Regions from separate parts of the Homo sapiens genome. Here region 2 is linked to region 1. Evidence: read pairs that join two places in POLR2A ChIA-PET (ENCODE). Cell type or tissue: Panc1. All regions are shown on one strand. Links, peaks and the distances in the headings refer to the core of each region. The heading gives the core; the rest is flanking DNA. Region 1 has its middle 17 kb from the start of SAMD7. Region 2 overlaps GPR160 (G protein-coupled receptor 160).

Region 1 (10,071 bases), core at 2,468-7,467:
CTTTATAATAATCCTCTGAGGTAGCCACTATTATTTGCTTCATTCTAGAAATGGAAACTGAAGCTCAAGAGGTCAGGATCCTAGTAGAGGCAGAGCCAGAATTTGAACCCAGGCCTATTTGACTTGAAATTTAAGTGTGTAACCACTATTCTATTCTACCACTTCCAATGGTATGGTCCTCAGTCATCCACACTCATTTTACCCCCCAAGGTAAGCAGTTTGCTTGGGTTTCTAAGACAGTGCATAGCTTGGCCTTTATTAAAACTTTTCAAATAACAAGTTTCAACTAATTGGTATTCCAGTCCCTTCTAAATCTGGCCCCTGAATACCTCATCCTAACGTTTCCACTCCTCGTTAGTGTGAACTTTGTTGCCCTTTCTGCACACAGACCTTGCACATTCTTGACTCTGGGCCCTGCTTCCTCTCAGTTCCTCTGGAAAGCTTTCCCTCTTTCTCACCCAAGTTCCACCCTTCCTTCATGCCTTAGCTCCAATTCTACTGATTATGAAAGCTTCTCTGAGTTTCTCAGTAATTTCTCTTATCACTTTATTATACTTACAGCTTTAATCGACAAGATGCACCCCTTAATGAAATATTATTTTGTACTGATCTTTTACTGTTGTCACATGTTATTCTTAATTTCCCAATTAGAATGTATTGGAAATGTGGCAATGTAGAATGTAAGGAAAATGTTCATGTCTTATACTGCTGGAATATCCTCCCCATATATATGCATACATCCAAAAGTACTTATTGAGACCCTACGTGTTGGGCTGTGCTGGGCATTAGGGATAAGCCTGTAAAAATCTTTGCAAAGGAACAAGACACAAGGTTATTTTTGCCTCCTTCAATGGTAAGGCACTTAATAGGTATTACAAATAATTAATTAGATTAAGTTTGGGGATATAGCATATAAAAAGAACCACATAATTTCGGAACTAGAAGAGATCTCAGACCAGGGATTTTCACTAGGGATGAGGTGCCTCCTTGGGTATTTTAGAAACCTATGGGGGTTGGGAGATAGAAGCGGGCGGATCACGAGGTCAGGAGATTGAGACCATCCCGGCCAACATGGTGAAACCCCGTTTCTACTAAAAATACAAAAAATTAGCTGGGCATGGTGGCGGGAGCCTGTAGTCCCAGCTACTCAGGAGGCTGAGGCAGGAGAATTACTTGAACCCGGGAGACAGAGGTTGTGGTGAGCCGAGATCGTGCCACTGCACTCCAGCCTGGGCGACAGAGTAAAACTCCATCTCAAAAAAAAAAAAAAAAAGAAAAAGAAAAAAAAGAAAGAAACCTACGGAGGGTTTCTGGTTGGTTGGTTGTTTGGGGAATGTTATGGGATTTGATGGGTGGTTCCAGGGATAAAGTATGTCTTGTAGTATGTGGACTGCCCTGCTCAACGAAGAACTGTATTGCCTCACACAAAATTTTAAGATGATTTTCTGGGAATTCATGGAGATAAATTAGAATTAGCAGAGCTTAGAATTGAACTCCACTTTACATGAAACACAGAGCTTTCTCTTGTGTGATTTTAGTATACATTGAATTATCAGGTATTCAATTCTGATATAAGTTCAGGGGAAATTGATTTTTTCCTTTCCAAACTTTTTTTTTTTTTTGAGACGGAGTCTCACTCTGTCGCCCAGGCTGGAGTGCAGTGGCGAGATCTCGGCTCACTGCAAGCTCCGCCCCCCGGGGTTCACGCCATTCTCCTGCCTCAGCCTTCTGAGTAGCTGGGACTACAGGTGCCCGCCACCACGCCCGGCTAATTTTTTGTATTTTCAGTGGAGACGGGGTTTCACCGTGTTAGCCAGGATGGTCTTGATCTCCTGACCTCGTGATCCGCCCACCTCGGCCTCCCAGAGTGCTGGGATTACAGGCGTGAGCCACCGCGCCCGGCCGATTGTTCCAAACTTTACTAAGAGTTGTTCATTGCAAAAACATCACATCAGGAAGAGCAATGCCATTTATGCTATTTGAGTCACCACATAGACACATCACATCATTCTATGTTCCTAGACATTCTATGGCTCTCTCTATCTAAAACCTCACAATATACTACTGTGAAATATATAATAACTTAATTCTGATTTCAAAATGTTAAATATTTTAAAAGTCAAAAATATTGCATTGGCCAGGCATGGTGGTTCATGCCTCTAATCTCAGCACTTTGGGAGGCTGAAGCTGAAGGAGTCCTTGAGCCCAGAAATTAAAGACCAGCCTGGGCAACATGGTGAGACCCCAGTCTCTACAAAAAATTTAAAAATTAGCCAGGTATAGTGGTGCACACCTTAGTCCTAGCTACTCAGGAGGCTGAGGCAGGACAATCACCTGAGCCCAGGAGGTGGAGGCCGCAGTGAGCCATGTGTATGCCATTGCATTCTAGCCTGGGTGACAGACCAAGACTGTCTCAAAAAAAAAAAAAAATATATATATATATATATATATATGTTCCACTGAATATAAATTAAAATATTTTGTCATATTAAATATAATTTAAATATATTGAAATGTAATAAAATAGTAAAGTAATATATATAAATTAAATCAAACATATTAAATATAAGCAGGCACAAGTGGCTGGCTTTTCTGTCTTTCTGTGTAGTTGTGCTGGAATATTTGCATATTAAAATGCATGACTTTTTTTAGATTACTTTCATTAGTTTTCTCCTTCATATTACAGTCAGGGCATTATATTGATGTATTTTTTTTTTCTGCTCTGTCACCCAAGCTGGAGTGCAGTGGTGTGATCTTGGCTCACTGCTTCCTCTCCTTCCTGGGTTCAAGGGGTTCTCCTGCCTCAGCCTCCTGAGTACCTGGGATTACAAGCGTGTGCCACCATGCCCAGCTAATTTTTGTATTTTTAGTAGAGATGGGTTTTCACCAGGTTGGCCAGGCTGGTCTCGAACTCCTGACCTCCAGTAATCCACCTGCCTCACCCTCCCAAAGTGCTGGAATTACAGGCTTGAGCCACTGCGCCCGGCCTATATTGATCTTTGAAAGACTTTTTTAAAAAGTAGTTTTAGATCCAAAACAACAATGAAAGAAGGGTACAGAGATTTCCTTCCCATATGCCCCAGGTCCCCTACATACATAGCCCCCCTCATTATCAACACCGCCCCCCTCACCACACACAAGAGTAGTACGTTTGTCACAACTGATGAACCTAAATTGTCACAGTGTAATCACCCAAAGTCCATAGTTTGCATTAGGTTTAACTCTTGATCTTGTACATCCTGTGGATTTAGACAAATGTATAATGACATGTATCCACCATTATAGTATCATACTGGGCATTTTGGCTACCCTAAATGTCCTCTGATTTTTTGGAGGTGTGCAGACAAGTTATATTTTCTATAAATTCTTCTTCAGGATGTTAAGGAGATGCTGCCAAACGTTTGTTATTAGAATAGGGCCCTGGGTCCCCCTTGGGTAAGAACCACTGCAGTAGGATCAAGCCTGACCTGAAGTCATCAGAGTATGCTTACCTCTGCTACAACCCTTGTTTCAATGCAGTGTTTTTTTTTTTTTTTTTTTTTTCTTACCTTCATGCCCTCCTTGAGAGTGTTGGTGACCCCGGGCAGAGTCTGTGATCTCTTTTCTTTTTTTTTTTTTTTTAGACAGCGTCTCACTCTGTTGCCCCTGCTAGAGTACAGTGGCGTGATCTCGGCTCACTGCAACCTCCGCCTCCCGGGTTCAAGTGATTCTCCTGCTTCAGCCTCCTGAGTAGCTGGGACTACAGGCACGCGCCACCACGTCTGGCTAATTTTTGTATTTATAGTAGAGATGGGGTTTCACCATATTGGCCAGGCTGGTCTCGAACTCCTGACCTTGTGATCCACCCACCTCAGCCTCCCAAAGTGCTGGGATTACAGGCGTGAGTCACCGCACCCGGCTGAGTCTGTGATCTCTTGAATCTCCAAGTGCCACCTGCAGTACCAGGCATGCTGAAGTGAAATGGCACCATGAGTGATGAGACGGATGCTGAAATAGTGACTGCAAAGTGCAATAAAAATATTGGGCAAAGAAAGAGAGAGCTTGCCTTACCTCTGGCTTACAATGTAATTTTAAAGATACTCATAAGGATGTTATCTGGAAAGGATAATAATAACAAAAGAAATAATGCCTTTGGCGTGGGTTCAGTCCTAGGAACTAGAGTTCAGGCTAAACTTTCATGCTTCCTGTCCTTTCCACGCGTGTCAGAATTATATTCAGAATGGAGGTTTTAAAACTCATCTCCTGAAGGGAGATTCTAATACTTTGTGGGTTTCGGTTAAGGTTTAGGACACAATGAGAGATGAAATGCTTGAAAATATATCTGGGAAGTGTTGAGGGAAGCAGCCTGGCACTTACATTCAGCAAGCACACCACCAGTCCCATCCCCACCCCAGCACACACAGACACACACAGGAGTCACCATTTTGCACAAAAACTGTGTTTTCATTTCTTTGTAGTGTCCCCTTCTTAGGTCTCTGATCAAAAATGCAAAAGAGATTCACAAAAACAAATAATAATAATATGTCCTCAACTTTTAACAGAACAAAATCTCCCTCGATGTAACAGAAATAAACCCTGATCAAAGTTATGTGCTTCATGCTACACACTATGGCTAGAAACTCAGGCTCTCTTGATTGGAGAAAGAAACATGCTTCAGAGAGAAAGACAGGTTCCAGCTGGTTCAACATGCTTCAGAGAGAAAGACAAGAAGTGTGATTTCCTTCAGTTCGCCTATGTAGGGAGAGCCCTGGGGAGACGGGCAACCAGGCACCAGCCACATGAACCAAAACCAGTCAAGAAGGGAAATCAGGTCAGGCATGGTGGCTCATGCCTGTAAGCCCAGCACTTTGGGAGGCCGAGGCGGGCGGATCACCTGAGGTCAGGAGTTCCAGACCAGTCTGGGCAACATGGTGAAACTGGTCTCTAGTAAAAATACAAAAATTAGCTGGGCGTGGTGGCATGTGCCTGTAATCCCAGCTACTCAGGAGGCAGAGGCAGGAGAATCACTTGAACCCAGGAGGCAGAGGTTGCAGTGAGCCGAGATTGCACCACTGCACTCCATCCTGGGTGACACAGTGAGACTCAGTCTCAAAAAAAGAAAAAAAACAAAAACGAGATAAGTCAATAAAAAATACAATATGTCAATTGATTTTTTGGGATGAATTATGAATTCTTATAGGTATAACAGAAAAAGAAGTAACTTTTCTCTTCTGATCCTGGGGTTAATTGAGTAATTCTTTTATTTATTTATTTATTTATTTAGAGACAGAGTCTTGCTCTGTCACCAAGGCTGGAGTGCAGTGGTGCGGTCTCAGCTTACTGCAACCTCCACCTCCCGGGTTCAAGCGATTCTCTTACCTCAGCCTCCTGAGTAGCTAGGATTACTGGCGCCCGCCACCACACTCAACTAATTTTTGTATTTTCTTTTTACTAGAGATGGGGTTTCACTTTGTTGGCCAGGCTGGTCTCAAACTCCTGATCTCAGGCAATCCGCCTGCCTCCGCCTCCCAAAGTGCTGAGATTACAGGCGTGAGCCACTGCGCCTGGCCAATTCAGTAACCCTTATCACTAGCTTTTCCTACTTTCTATTCTCCTGCTGTTGCCTTTCTAAAGATATGCTAAGAAAAACAAAAGTGAGGTCTTATCTTTTCCATATATAAATGCAAAAAAATGGTATTTCTGACTCCACGCCTGCTTCAGAAACCATGGTAACAGCCCTTCTACCAGGAAGCTGTAGCTAGAGTTTCACCCTTTCTAGCCACGAGGAAAAGACTGCCCGTCTCAAGGCCCTCAATCAGAGAAACTCCTCTGACTTGATTCCTTCTCGCCATATCATCTGAGACACCATTCTCATTTTGTGGATGATGTTTTATTTTTGTGAAATTGATAAGCTAACCATATTATATTGGATGTGAAGAGAGGGTGATAATGAAATGTGATATAGTGACCATTGGAACAACACAGGTTTGAACTGTGTGGGTACACTTATATGCCACCCATGAGACAGCAAGACCAATCCCTCCTCCTTAGCCTATTCTCAATGTGAAGATGAGGAGGAAGAAAACCTTCATGATGATCCATTTTCCTGTAATGAATAGTAAATATATTTTCTCTTCCTTATGATTTTCTTAATAACATTTTCTCTTCTCTAGCTTACTTTATTGTGAGATGCAGTATACAGGCTGGGCACGGTGGCTCATGCCTATAATCCCAGCACTTTGGGAGGCCAAGGAGGGTGGATCACCTGAGGTCAGGTGTTCAAGACCAGCCTCTGGCCAACATGGCAAAACCCCGTCTCTACTAAAAATACAAAAATTAGGTGGGCGTGGAGGCGCATGCCTGTAATCCCAGCTACTCGGGAGGCTGAGGCGGGAGAATCACTTGGACCTGGGAGGCGGAGGTTGCAGTGAGCCGAGATCGCACCACTGCACTCCAGCGTGGGCGACAAAAGCGAGACTCCATCTCACACACACACAAAAAAAGATACAGTATACAATACATATAACGTACACAATATGTGTTAATCAACTGTTTATGTTTCTGGTAAGGCTTTCAGTCAACATTAGGCTATTAGTAGTTAAGTTTTTGGGGGAGTACAAAGTTATACATGGATTTTTGACTGTGCTGGGAGTTGGCACCCCTGACCCCCATGTTGTTCAAGGTCAACTGTAATTGGAAAATGCACCTCCATTTTAGAGTGCCAAAACACATCTGCATGTGCTACTTTGAGTTTGAAAAGAGAAAATTCTTTGCCTATAAATGCCCATGGCTACAGCCAAATGAATTATCTTTGTTCCTTCAGCAGAATAGAGCCATAGGAGGCGAGCACCTTGGGCTCCTTACTAACAATAGTAATAACAATAGCTAATTGGGTGCCGCCTCTGTATTAAGCCCTATGCCTTGTCCTTACACATTACCTCATGTGTCCATCACAACAGACCTGTGAGGCAGGTACTGTTATTACTTTCATTTTTCTGATAGATGAGGACGCTGAGGAAAAGATACATGCAGGCTTGCAGAGCTAGTGAGAGACAGAACTGGGATTTGAACCCAAGTCTGTCTGGCTTCACAAGCTTCTCACCACTCACACACTGCCTTAGCTTGGCGTTTAGTGGATAGGAGCATCAATCCCTCCCTCCCACCCTCACTCCTACCCCCCATACCCCTGGTCTGTGCCACTGGAATTTCTAGGCTTTGCTTGGTTCTCCTACCCCTGGTCCTGTCTCCTTTCTTCCAATTGAGATCTCAGCATGCAATTGTTACTGTTGTCTGCTGACTGGAATATAGCTGCCTACCCTTAGCAAGCACAAGATGAGCTTAAGTCTCTTCAAGTTTCATGCTAACGATGCCTGATACTATTTTTTTTTAGACGGAGTCTCACTCTGTCACCCAGGCTGGAATGCAGTGGTATGATCTGGGCTCACTGCAAGCTCCGCCTTCTGGGTTCACGCCATTCTCCTGCCTCAGCCTCCTGAGTAGCTGGGACTACAGGCGCTCGCCACCACGCCCGGCTAATTTTTTGTATTTTTAGTAGAGACGGGGTTTCACCATGTTAGCCAGGATGCTCTCGATCTCCTGACCTCGTGATCTGCCCGCCTCGGCCTCCCAAAGTGCTGGGATTACAGGCATGAGCCACTGCACCCAGCTGACACTATTTTTTTTTTTAGACGGAGTCTCACTCTGTCACCCAGGCTGGAATGCTGTGGCGTGATCTCAGCTCACTGCAACCTCTGCCTCCTGGGTACAAGCGATTCTATTGTCTCAGCCTCCCAAGTAGCTGGGATTACAGAGGGACACCATCACGCCCGGCTAATTTCTGTATGTTTAGTAGAGATGGGGATTCACCATGTTGGCCAGGCTGGAATGCTTGACACTCTTTAGCTAAGGAATTGTCATCCTGCCACTGTCATCATTCTAGCTCTAATACCGGAAACACTGTGATTAAGGACGCAGCCGTTGTGGCTGGAAGTCTAATTTACATATCTGAAAGGGTAAGGCTTTTTCTTTATATGCTTCTCTAGGCCAGACTCCAAACAGCAGGGATGATGGTTATGTGAAGATGTTTTTCATATAGTTGGGGCTCGTGGACACCTGTTTTGCACATCAGTGAGCCCCTCAGATTCTTGGAAAAATGGGGTAGTAAATTTGGGGAAATTACAAACTCTTGGAGCAACAAGATGAAGAATTTTGGCTGGGCAAGGTCGCTCACACCTGTAATCCCAGCACTTTGGGAGGCCGAGGCAGGTGGATTACCTGAGGTCAGGAGTTCGAGACCATCCTGGCTAACACGGTGAAACCCCATCTCTACTAAAAATACAAAAAATTAGCCAGTGTGGTGGCAGGCGCCTATAATCCCAGCTACTCGGGAGGCTGAGGCAGGAGAATGGTGTGAACCCAGAAGGCAGAGCTTGCAGTGAGCTGAGATTGCACCACTGTACTCCAGCCTGGCCAAAATGGTGAAACCCCTTCTCTACTAAAAATACAAAAATTAGCCAGGTATGGTGGTGCATGCCTGTAATCCCAGCTATTTGGGAGGCTGAGGTAGGAGAGTCTCTTGAACCCAGGAGGCGGAGGTTGCAGTGAGCTGAGATCGTGCCAGGCTGGGCGACAAGAACAAGATGCCATCTAAAAAAAAAAAAAAAAAAAAAAAAAGAAGAAGAAGAATTTCAGACAAAAATGTGATGAAGGCTACCCCCAATTTAGGGTGACTGGGGTACCTTGAAGCAGAGACATAACATGTCTTGAAAACCAAAAGGAAAATTAGTCTCATCCTGGGAGAAGAGCTCCAGGGCAAGACGGAAGAAATACTCTATTCTCTGCCCATATTTTTCTAGATCCCATATCCCAACTTCCTCAAAAGAGCAGCCTATCTTTTGAAAGGGGCCCAAGGAATATAATTGCCAGTATAAGGCTAGGCCACTGATGTTCGCTGGCAAGGGAAAACCTCTTCTTTGGGTTTAAGGACTATTGCAGTGAAAAGAAGAGAGAGCTGAGAACACTACTATAATGACAGGAAAGTAGCAGCCACAAACCAGGCCACCAAGAGCCAAAAAGCCAACATTAACCACAGCAGTGTTGAGAAAGCTTCAGGAGCAAGAGTGGGAGGGTGATGTTGGTGCCAACAGGCAAAGAAAGGGAGCTTGGGGCCTTGTAGCCCAGTGCCTTCCTGGGAAGACAGGGGGTTCAAACGAATGCAATTGTCCCTGAGGATAGAGAGGCCTTGGGAAGGAAGGGCCACCCAGTGTTAGGGGTTGAGTTGTACCTCCTTTCCTCATTCATATGGGGAAGTCCTAAGACCCAACACCTCAGAATATGGCCTTATTTGGAGATGGAGTACGTGGAACATGAAAGATGGCCAGCAACAACGACATTTCCCCAACAGCTCTCAGAAGGAACCAACCCCAACACAACCTCGATCTCACACTTCTAGCCCCAGAATGTGAGACAACAGACCTCTGTTGTTTAAGCCATTCTATTTGTGGTTATGGCAGCCCCAGAAAATGAATACACCTGGAAAAGCCCTCAGAGCTCGAGGTATTAGAATGTTTTAGTTGCAATGTCAGAGGACAAAAGCGATGGTGGCCGTCATGATCACAATGAGATTATGCCCCTTAAATTGTGGGCCAGGCGCAGTGGCTCACTCCTGTAATCCTAGCATTTTGGGAGGCCGAGGCAGGCGGATCATGAGGTCAGGAGATCAAGACCATCTTGGCCAACATGGTGAAATCCTGTCTCTACTAAAAATACAAAAAATTAGCTGGGCATGGTGGTGTGAGCCTGCAATCCCAGCTACTCAGGAGGCTGAGGCAGGAGAATCGCTTGAACCAAGGAGGCGGAGGTTGCAGTGAGCTGAGATCACGCCATTGGACTCCAGCCTGGCAACAAAACAAGACTCTGTCTCAAAAATAAACAAATAAATAAATAAATAAAAAATAAATAAATAAATTGTGTTCACTCTCTAGGCTGTGTTCTGATGAACAGCTGGGATGTCCTCCCCACCCAACCCTATGAAATACTATATGCACAAATATTCATTCAGTGGACACTTAAAGACAACTACTATGTGCCCAG
Region 2 (10,071 bases), core at 3,078-8,077, 170 kb before region 1:
ATCTACTAAAAATACAAAAGTTAGCTGGGCATGGTGGCAGACACCTGTAGTCCCAGCTACTTGGGAGGCTGAGGAAGGAGAATCGCTTGAACCCGGGAAGTGGAGGTTGCAATGAGCCACAATCATGCCACTGCACTCCAGCCTGGGTGACAAAGCGAGAATCTGCCTCACAAAAAAAAAAAAAAAAAAAAAAAGCTTGTATACAAATATATGTAGGAGCTTTATTCACCAATGGCCCCAGAGTGGAAATATCCCAAATATCCATCCACAGGAAAATGGATAAACAAATTGTAGTAAATCTAGGCAATGGAATACTTCTCAGCAACAAAAATTAATATATGCTCCACACAGGGAAAAGCCTCAAAAAAAAAGCCTCAAAAACATGTTATGTTAGGCCATTCTTCTGTTGCTATACAGAAATACCTGAGGCTGGGTAATTAATTTATAAAGAGGTATTTCTGTTGGTGATACAGAGTCTTGCTCTGTTGCCCAGGCTGGAGTGCAGTGGCGTGATCTCAGCTCACTGCCATCTCTGCCTTCTGAGTTTGTGCGATTCTCCTACCTCAGCCTCCCGAGTAGCTGGGACTACAGGCATGTACCACCATGCCCGGCTAATTTTTTTTTGTATTTTTAGTAGAGACGGGGTTTTGCCATGTTGGCTAGCTGGTCTTGAATTCCTGACCTCAAGTGATCCACCCACCTCAGCCTCCCAAAGTGCTGGGATTACAGGCGTCAGCCACTGTGCCTGGCCTATAAAGAGGTTTATTGGGCTCAAGAGTTCTGCAGGCTACACAGGAAGCATGGCGCTGGCATCTGCTCGGCTTCTGGTGAGGCCTCAGGAAGTTTACAACCATGGCGGAAGGCAAAAGGGGAACAGGCATCTCACATGGCGAGAGCAGGAGCCAGAGAGAAGGGGGAGGCCCCACATGCTTTTAAATGACCAGCTCTTGCGTGAACTCATAGGGAGAGCTCACTTACCACCAAGGGGACGGTGCCAAGCCGTTCATGAGGGATCTGCCCCCATGATCCAGATACCTCCTAACAGGCCCCATCTCCAACATGGGAGAGCACATTTTAACATGAGATTTGGAGGGGACACATATCTAAACCATATCACATGCCGAACAAAAAGAGCCTAGCAATAAAGGGTATAGAGTGTGTGGTTCAATTATATGGGATTCACAACAGAAAAACGAATCCCTATGGCCAGAGAGACTATCGGTAGAAATCTGAAGCCAGGCTGGGGCAAAGGTGAACCAGGCAATGTTCTGTAGAGATGAAAATGTTCTACATCTGGATTGGGGTCCAAGTATATACATTTTTCAAAATTCAAATTATACACTAAAAATGAGTGTTTTAACTTATTTTTAAAGAATATTCATCTCACAGCATTAAATATAAAAGTAAAAACCTGGAATTAATGTAAATCTCCAATAGCAGGAAATTGGCTACATAAATTATAACTTCCAATGAACAGTGCCTTCTTTAAACAAATGTTCCTTCTCATAACTCCACTAACATAACAGTAAATCAAGTTTTACCAGATTCTAAAATGAATAAGAAAACCTCATTGTGATGCTGAGGAACACTAGAGAACCTAGTCTCTAGTTGTTAAACTTAAGTACTGGCCAAGAAGCCTTTCTCCTGCCGTTCCTGTGCTAACTGTACCACCTGGTGACAGAATAGTAAGTGAGGTGATGTTTACTTTTTTTGGAAGTACTCTAGCTAATATGAGTGAATAAGGAATGATAAAATTTGGAAACTGCCCAATTTGCCACCTCTGATGTACTAAATGGAGGTAGCCAAAGATCATCAATACTAATACTGAAAGGTGGAAATTGAAGAGTACCTTGCTATCTACAAAGTGGGCTTGCCAAAAAATTAGAACCCGACCAAACCTGTAGATTCAACTACTGATGTTCAAGAAAGAGGACAATAACTTATTTAATGACCCCACAGGATGCAGTAAAGAAAATCCACATGGTGGTATGCTCTATAGGATTACAATTTGTTACTTCAATAAATTGTTTCAACAACAATACAAAAATTAAGACTTAGGATATATCAACTAAGTGCAATGTGTAGAATTTATCTGAATTCATGGCAACAAAGAATTACATATATAAGACAATGGGAAATTATGGTATGATGGGCTGAATTATATCCCCCCAAATTCATATGTTGAAGCCTTTAACTCCCAGCACCTCCAAATGTGACTATATTTGGAGATAGGACCTTTAAAGAGGTAATTTGGACACACACACATGATACTAGGGATGCTGGTACACAGAGAAAAGGCTGTGGGAGGGCACAGCGAGAAGACAGCCATCTACAGGCTGCAAAAGGCCCCAGGAGAAACCGCCCCTGGGACACCTCGATCTCACCCTTTCAGCCCCCAGAGCTGTTGTTTCAGCCACCCAGCCTGTGGTGGTTTGTTATGGCAGCCCTAACAAATTAATATGTGTGGTTATATTTAAATCTCACTATTTAAAATAATACATACTAAAATATTTACAGATGAAATAGGTTGTCTGGAATTTGCGCCAACATAATGCAGTGTGTGTGCTGGGGGTCGAGTGGATGAAAGTATAGATGGGGCAGGATCGACCACTGGTTAATGGCTGTTCTAACTATTTGTATGTATGTTTGAAAATTTTCATAACTTTAAAAAAAATGTACAAATCTCCAAGGACAAAATTTCAGAGGCTGGAAAATGAACAGATGGACGGTAAATGAGTGAGCCCCATCTACACAAAGTGTGGTCCAAGCATCACCTAGGAGACTGCTATTCACATAGACCCTCAGGCTCCAGCTCAGATCTATGAAACCAATCTGCAGTTTTAATAAATCCTCAGGTGAATCACATACAGTGAATACAGACTGAAGCTAGCAGTGGAGAAAGCAGAGTCGCAACCCAATTTATACCTCAGGACCCTCAAAAATCTCAAGAGTGGCTGACCCAAGTGTCTTCAGAAAGGGATGCAAAGATGGGGATAAAAACAGATAGATTCGTTGCAAATGAAATAAGCAGTTAGGTCCCCAGATCTCTTCCCTGACTCAGTGCAGCAAATGACTCCCTCTCCAACTGCGGAGTAAGAATGAGGTTTTCCCCTCTGGGGAAGATAAAACAATCTTTGGACGGTAGGCAGAGTTGAGGATTAGAGGAGCATCATACTGATAACAGGGAGACTGCATAAAAATACATATAGCGGAAGTTGAGACCTCTCCAGCCTTTTTACAGTTGGATTTCAGGAATACTATTATTACAAGATATAAAGACTCAAACAGTTCTCTCTAGGCATCAGCCCAGGAAGAAATATCTAAAGATACTACATTGAATCTTCCCTGAAGAAACAGCCTAGATACTGCCCTACTTATAAATATGACTGGACATCCAAAGATCCTCAGACATTCAAAGAAAATCTCTAGTATTGAAAGTTAAACAAATCCACAAGCAGAAAAAAGACAACTTGGAGGAAATAGACACAATGCTAGATAGAAGAAAGCTATTTAAAAACTCATTGTTTTCAGGGAGAAAATATTGCATCCATACAAGAAGAGGAGGCTATTTATAATAACAACAGAAAACAAAAAAGACCTCTTGGAAAATAAAATATGATGGCAGAAGTAGTAAGGTAAACAGAGAGTTGGAAAATAATGTTTGGGAAATTTCCTAGAAAAAGTGAAATAAAAAGAGAAATAGTTAAGAAACATGGAGGACCAATCCAACAGGTGCAAACTCTGAATAACAGGAGTCACAGAAAGAGAGCAAACTGGAGGGGAAGAACTCAAGAAAAGGCAATAATGAGCCAAGTGCAGTGGCTCACACCTGTAATCCCAGCACTCTGGGAGGCCAAAGTGGGTGGATCACTTGAGGTCAGGAGTTTGAGACCAGCCTGGCCAACATGGAAAAACCCAATCTCTACTAAAAATACAAAAAAGAAAAATAATTAGTGGGGCATGGTGGTGCACGCCTGTAATACCAGCTACTCAGGAGGCTGAGGCAGGAGAATAGCTTGAACCTGGGAGGCAGAGGTTGCAGTGAGCCGAGATCACACCACTGCACTCCAGCTGGGTGACAGAGCAAGACTCCGTTTCAAAAAATAAATAAATAAAAATAAAGAGTGTTTCAACTTATAAATGAAACGTAAAATTTAGACTTAGAATTCCACCATCTTGCAACAACTTCTCCCCAACCCACCACCCACGTAGACATTTTAGCACCTGTACCTACCATCATCTCAACAGGAGAGACAACCAGACATTTTGTGCCTCCTATATGGCAAACCTGAGTTTCATTAAATCTCTGAATCCAGCTGCCAGTTTGCAAGAAATAGAGGATTGAGGGATATACTGAGCTGAATCATGAGCATGCAATTAGCAAGACTCACACTGTGGAAAACCCTATTGGTCAAGGAGTCCAGTTCTTCAAGAGAAAAACAAAGGGGAAAAATGGAGAAGTAATTTAGAGAGTAAAAAAACACATCCCAGATAACTTTTTTTTTTAAAGGTAAGACTAAATTGGAGTCTCTAAAGATATGCATTTGGGTGGTAAAACTTCTAAATGCAAAGAAGTGCTGATGACTGTAAAAGTGAAGTTATTTTGGGGGAAGCGAGGGACTGTGATTGCAGAGGTCACATGGAAGGGGCCTATTGGAGCAAAGTTCCTGCTCTTTACCTGAGAGGTGGTGACATGGGAATGGGGGTCAGGCTTTTTGGAAACACTGGAAGCCAGAGATGCCTTCAATTCTAAGGGACTGATCAAACTAGAAGAAAAAAAATGGTAAAATATTAACCTAATTTATAAAGAGCTCCTGGAAATCAAACAAGAAAAAGATCAAAATCCCAATATTGAAATAGTAAAATGAACAAAGGATTTGAAGAGATAATTCACAAAAGAGGATAAATGGGCTCTTAAACATATGAAAGAAGGATCAGCATCACTCTTAAAAAAACAGGCCTGGCACGACGGCTCACGCTTGTAATCCCAGCACTTTGGGAGGCTGAGGCAGAAGGATCGTTTGAGTCCAGGAGTTCAAGACCAGCCTGGGAAACATGGCAATATCCTGTCTCTACTAAAAACACAAAACTTAGCTGGGCATGGTGGCCTATGCCTGTAGTCCCAGCTACTTGGGAGGTTGAGGCGGGAGGACTGCTTGAGCCCAGGAGGTTGAGGCTGCAGTGAGCTGTGATTGCACCACTGCACTCCAGCCTGGGCAACAGAGAATGACTGTCTCAAAAAATTAATTAAGAAGTATAAAAGAAAAAATAGAAATTTAAACTACACTGTTTACCTCATAAAGGATAGGCAAAACCCCAAAATTTGTCCACACAGTATCTCTAGTGAGGCTGTGGAATAAATAGGTATCTTAACCTATTTATCTGGTGGGGCTGAAGAATATAACTGGAGCAACTCCTACAAATGGCAACCTGGTAATATTTATCAAAATTACAAACATACATATATGTCCTGTGAGCCAAAAACTCCTCTCCTAAGGATTTATCCTATAAATTTACTTGCATGTGTGCAAAAGTAGGTGTTTATAAGAGTATTCATGGAGGCATTGTTTAAAATAACAAAAGACTGGAAACTACATTATAACTTAAACAACTTACTTTAAACTTAAATGTCCGCCAATAGAGAACCATTAAGTAGATTATGGCACATCTATCCAGTGCAATACTATGCAGCTCTCTTTTAAAAATGAGGAACTCTCCATGTAATGATATGGACATGTCTCCAAGACACATTGTTAAGGGGAAAAGCAAGACACAGAATAGAGCAAGAAATACACATGATTTGCATTTGAAAAGGGGAGAAATGGCCAGGCGCGGTGGCTCACACCTGTAATCCCAGCACTTTGGGAGGCCGAGGCGGGCGAATCATGAGGTCAGGAGATTGAGACCATCCTGGCTAACATGGTGAAACCCGTCTCTACTAAAAATACCAAAAATTAGCCGGGCGTGGTGATGGGCGCCTGTAGTCCCAGCTACTCGGGAGGCTGAGGCAGGAGAATGGCGTGAACCCGGGAGGCAGAGCTTGCAGGGAGCCGAGATCGTGCCACTGGACTCCAGCCTGGGTGACAGAGCGAGGCTCTGTCACAAAAAAAAAAAAAAAAAAAAAAAAAAAAGAAAAAGAAAAAGAATAGTGTCAAGTAATCTTCTATATATACATGAAGAAACCCTGGAAGGACACTTAAAAAGTGAGCACTGGGCATGTGTGCATGCCTATATCCCAGCTACTCAGGAGGCTGAGGCAGGAGGATTGCTTGAACCCAGTAGTTTGAGTATAGTCTGGGCAACATAGCGAGACCCCATCTCTTAAAAAAAAAAGTTAAAGACAGTGGTTACAGGGGTAGGAACTTGGCAGATGGGGTCATGAATGAGATGAAGACTTCAGTACATTTTTTTTCCTACTATGAACATTCTGCTAAACATGTGACTGTATTAAGTATTCAAAAAATTAAACACATTGAGTAAGGAAAAAAACAAGTTATCTACAAATTGGTACAATTCTCAATTACACAAATAATTTAAGTATTTAGTTTACTTTAAAAAGCTTTTTAATATTTCATGAAAGAAACTTTCCAACATAGAATTCTACACCAAACTAAATGGTCAATTAAGTGTAGGTATAAAATGAAGCCACATACTCAAAAATGTTTTACTCACATGAAGTTCTTAGGAAGCCAATGAAAGAAAGGCATACGTCATCAGAATGAGGAATAATAAACTAGGAGAGCAATACATGCGGTCCAGGAAATGGGATGCATTAGAAGAGAAGAAAAACCATGTAGAGTACAATTCGAGGATTCCGAGGTTGGTGAAGATTATCTAGGCATCAGATCCAGAGTGCACAATCTAAATTAGAGTAGGGCACATGGCTATGGGAGAAATTCCTCCAGGAAGGTGGAAATTCCAAATATCTTTGAACATACCAAAAGATTTACACAAAAGAGAAGAGTCTGTGGTTGAATTAGCGATAAGTATATAGAAAAAAAAGCAGACAGATAACTGAAAGGAAAACAAAAAAGTTTAGAAAGGAAATGTAATTGTAATGTACGATACTCATTAGCTATTTTATTTTAAAATAAAACTTTATTTTTTAAAATAATTTTTGTTTCAACTTTATGATGACAAATAATTTTCAAGTTTATTTCCTCATTTGTTTAAATACAAAGCTAAACCACAAACAGGTACAACAAAGATACTATCTCACATCTACACTCCCGTCAGATCCTCTTCGGCTGACCACTCACCAGGCTGACTGGGGGAAGAGACTTTCTTAGGTAGCACCGTTGTGAGGCCCAGGGTGGGGTGGGGGAATCAAAGGCGAGGACAGGCTCTCATACCTGCTTCCATTCAGATTTACCTGGGACCAGGGTGGGCAGGAGACACCAGGTCATGACTCCCGAGTCTCACTCAGTAAGAATGGGTCCTGCATAGCTGGGTGCGGTGGTTCACGCCTGTAATCCCAGCACTTTGGAAGGCCGAGGCGGGCGGATGACGAGATCAGGAGTTTGAGACCAGCCTGGCCAACATGGTGAAACCCCGTCTCTACTAAAAATACAAAAAATTAGCCAGGCGCGGTGGCATGTGCCTGTAGTCCCAGCTACTCAGGAGGCTGAGGCAGAAGAATCGCTTTAACGCGGGAGGTGGAGATTGCAGCGAGCCGAGATTGTGCCACTGTACTCCAGCCTGGGCGACAGAGTGAGACTCTGCCTCAAAAAAAAAAAAAAAAAAAAAAGAAAAGAAAAGAAAAGAATGGGTCCCGTGTAGGGAGGGTCGAGGCCGCCACCTACTCCTCCAGCCTTGACAGTCTAGGTGAAAACCTTGGCCTATCTTAGATTCCCGGGGGTCTCGGCCCTGCCCGCACACCTGGGCGCCTTTCTCTGAGGCTGGCAGCCGCAGTTCGGGTTGGGGGATCTGGGCTTGTGTACTCACCCCCGCCAGCTCATGGCTGCGACCTCGCAGGAGCCGTGGGTGTCTGACAAACACGAGGCCTAGACGGCAGCTCTGGAACTTTCAACCCAGCAGGACGCGGGGAAAACTGGCAGGGGTATTAAGTACGTAATTTCTGGTCCCACTACAAATCTCTAATTTTGATTAGAATAGAGTATCATCTCAATCTCTTCTACAAAAACAAAAGCAATGCCCCCCCCAAAAAAATACAGCCGCTTCACTCACTTCAAGACCTATGTACATGTAAGTTGTTTCCTGTGTTTTATTATTATTTTTTAATAAATTCAGCGTTCACATTTCTACAAAGAATTAGCCCAGTTTCAGGAAATTCTGCCCGGCAGGGAAGGCAAGCCACACTCTCCTCACCCACGTCTGGTTTGACTTCACACCCCGATGCTTCCAGGTGCTCAGAAAAGCCGCAGCGGGTGGAAGAGGAAATCTATGCCGGCCCGCGCTCAGGGCCACGAGCTCAGTAAGCTTTCGAGAAAGCACGGGGAAGACAAGCTTACTGCCCAATCTTTTAAAAATATATTCATACACTTCAAAGAGCGCCTGTCCAGATGTTAGGAGAACAAGAGCTTGGAGCCATCCCGTCCAGGCCTTTGGGAGACAGCGTCTTCCTCATACCTCGTCGCGGTGTGGGGGACACGTCCCAGCTCTTCCACCGGAGAGAGGAGACTCGCGCGGCTTCCTAGTTCACGTTTGGCTCTAATCCTGTGCTGAGGTTTTTTTTTTTTTTTTTTTTTTGCTTTTTTTGTTTGTTTTTGAGACATGGTCTCACTCTGTCACCCAGGCTGGAGTGCAATGGCGGGATCTCGGCTCACCGCAACCTCCACCTCCTGGGTTCAAGCGATTCTCCTGCCTCAGCCTCCCCAGTGGCTGGGATTACAGGCATGCACCACCACGCCCGGCTAATTTTTGTATTTTTAGTAGAGACGGGGTTTCACCATGTTTGCCAGGCTGGTCTCAATCTCCTGACCTCAAGTGATCCACCCGCTTCGGCCTCCCAAAGTGCTGGGATTACAGGTGTGAGCCACCGCGCCTGGCCTGTGTGCTGAGTTTTTGACTGCATGCATGGGAAGCACAAAACGTTCAACCTGTATTAAAAAAAAAAAAAAAGGCACAAAAACAACTAGAATGTAAAAGTTTTGGTAATATAAAGCCATCTGTTTAAGTCCACCTTGGAAACCTGTAACATCCATTCATTCATTCATTCGTTCATTCATTCATTCAGTCATCTACTTATTTTGAGCTGGAGTCTCCCTCTGCCTCCCAGGATGGAGTGCGGTGGCGCGATCTCGGCTTACTGTGGAGATCCACGGAGATCCACCATGGAGGGGTCCCGTGGCGTCGGTGATCTCCGTGAGGCTCCGGTGCTTTTCTACCACAAAGGCGCCCCGGGAGAGCTCCCTCTGGTGTTCACACCCGGCCTTTGTCATTGATGAGGTCAGTCTTCACTCCTTCTTTCCTTTCCGCTTTCAACCAATTCATCTATTCTTTCCCTTTCTTCAAATTGCAGCTCCGCTTTGCCCTTCCTGGAGCTCCTTGGGACAGGGTAGAAATCCGTGAGTTTGCGACTTTTCCTTGAGCTTTTTTTCGGGGGCCTGTTTGCCCTTGATGGGCTATTTCAAGGCTTGCTTGGCGATGGCTGCATTGGTGGAATCACAAGACGAGGCCGGAGGTTTTGGAAGTTCTGCTGCTTCACATTTTTGGTTTGGAAAAGGTGCGAGGGGTCCTCTCCTGGCGTCTTTGATCTTCTGTGCTTGGGCTTCGTGCTCCGTGTTGCATTCTTTTCCTGTGGATTCCAGCTAATGGTTTCCCCTGGCATTTGACTTCGTGACGTGTAACGGAGTTCTCCTCCTGAAGGCTGGAACACATTCCAGAGCATTTGTTAGGCTCACGGAGGAAAAGATCTTTGATTGCCAGGACATACATTCTCCCCAACGTCGGTGCAGCGCCTCCCTGGACCCCTCTGCTCCACTATCTGCGGGCTCGGGGCCGTCGCTGTCACCCCCGCTGCTGCCTCCGCCGCACGGGACTTGGACATCTTCCTGCCTGGAGAGGGGGACCCTGGGGAGGGGGCGCTCAGAGCGCAGAGCTGTTTGGAGG

What was found. Peaks named below come from ENCODE experiments on the same cell type or tissue, not always from the same donor. Only the 100,000 strongest peaks of a DNase experiment are listed, where the experiment ranks them.
Region 2: POLR2A ChIA-PET joins it to region 1 with 7 read pairs; 2 of 35 experiments call an interaction of 5 or more read pairs at or near these places.

The regions. Positions count from the first base shown.
Region 1 is chr3:169,889,931-169,900,001 of GRCh38, reverse strand. No RefSeq gene overlaps it. Among named protein-coding and RNA genes, the nearest start is that of SAMD7, 17 kb to the left of the region's middle. In Panc1, for the core only: no CTCF peak of the experiment used is centred there; a DNase peak (open chromatin) is centred at 4,457.
Region 2 is chr3:170,062,191-170,072,261 of GRCh38, reverse strand. All of the region lies in intron 2 of GPR160 (G protein-coupled receptor 160), which reads right to left. It also overlaps the pseudogene KMT5AP3. Among named protein-coding and RNA genes, the nearest start is that of GPR160, 29 kb to the right of the region's middle. RefSeq lists a silencer at 2,994-3,194 and enhancers at 9,488-10,008, 10,009-10,071. In Panc1, for the core only: no CTCF peak of the experiment used is centred there; no DNase peak of the experiment used is centred there.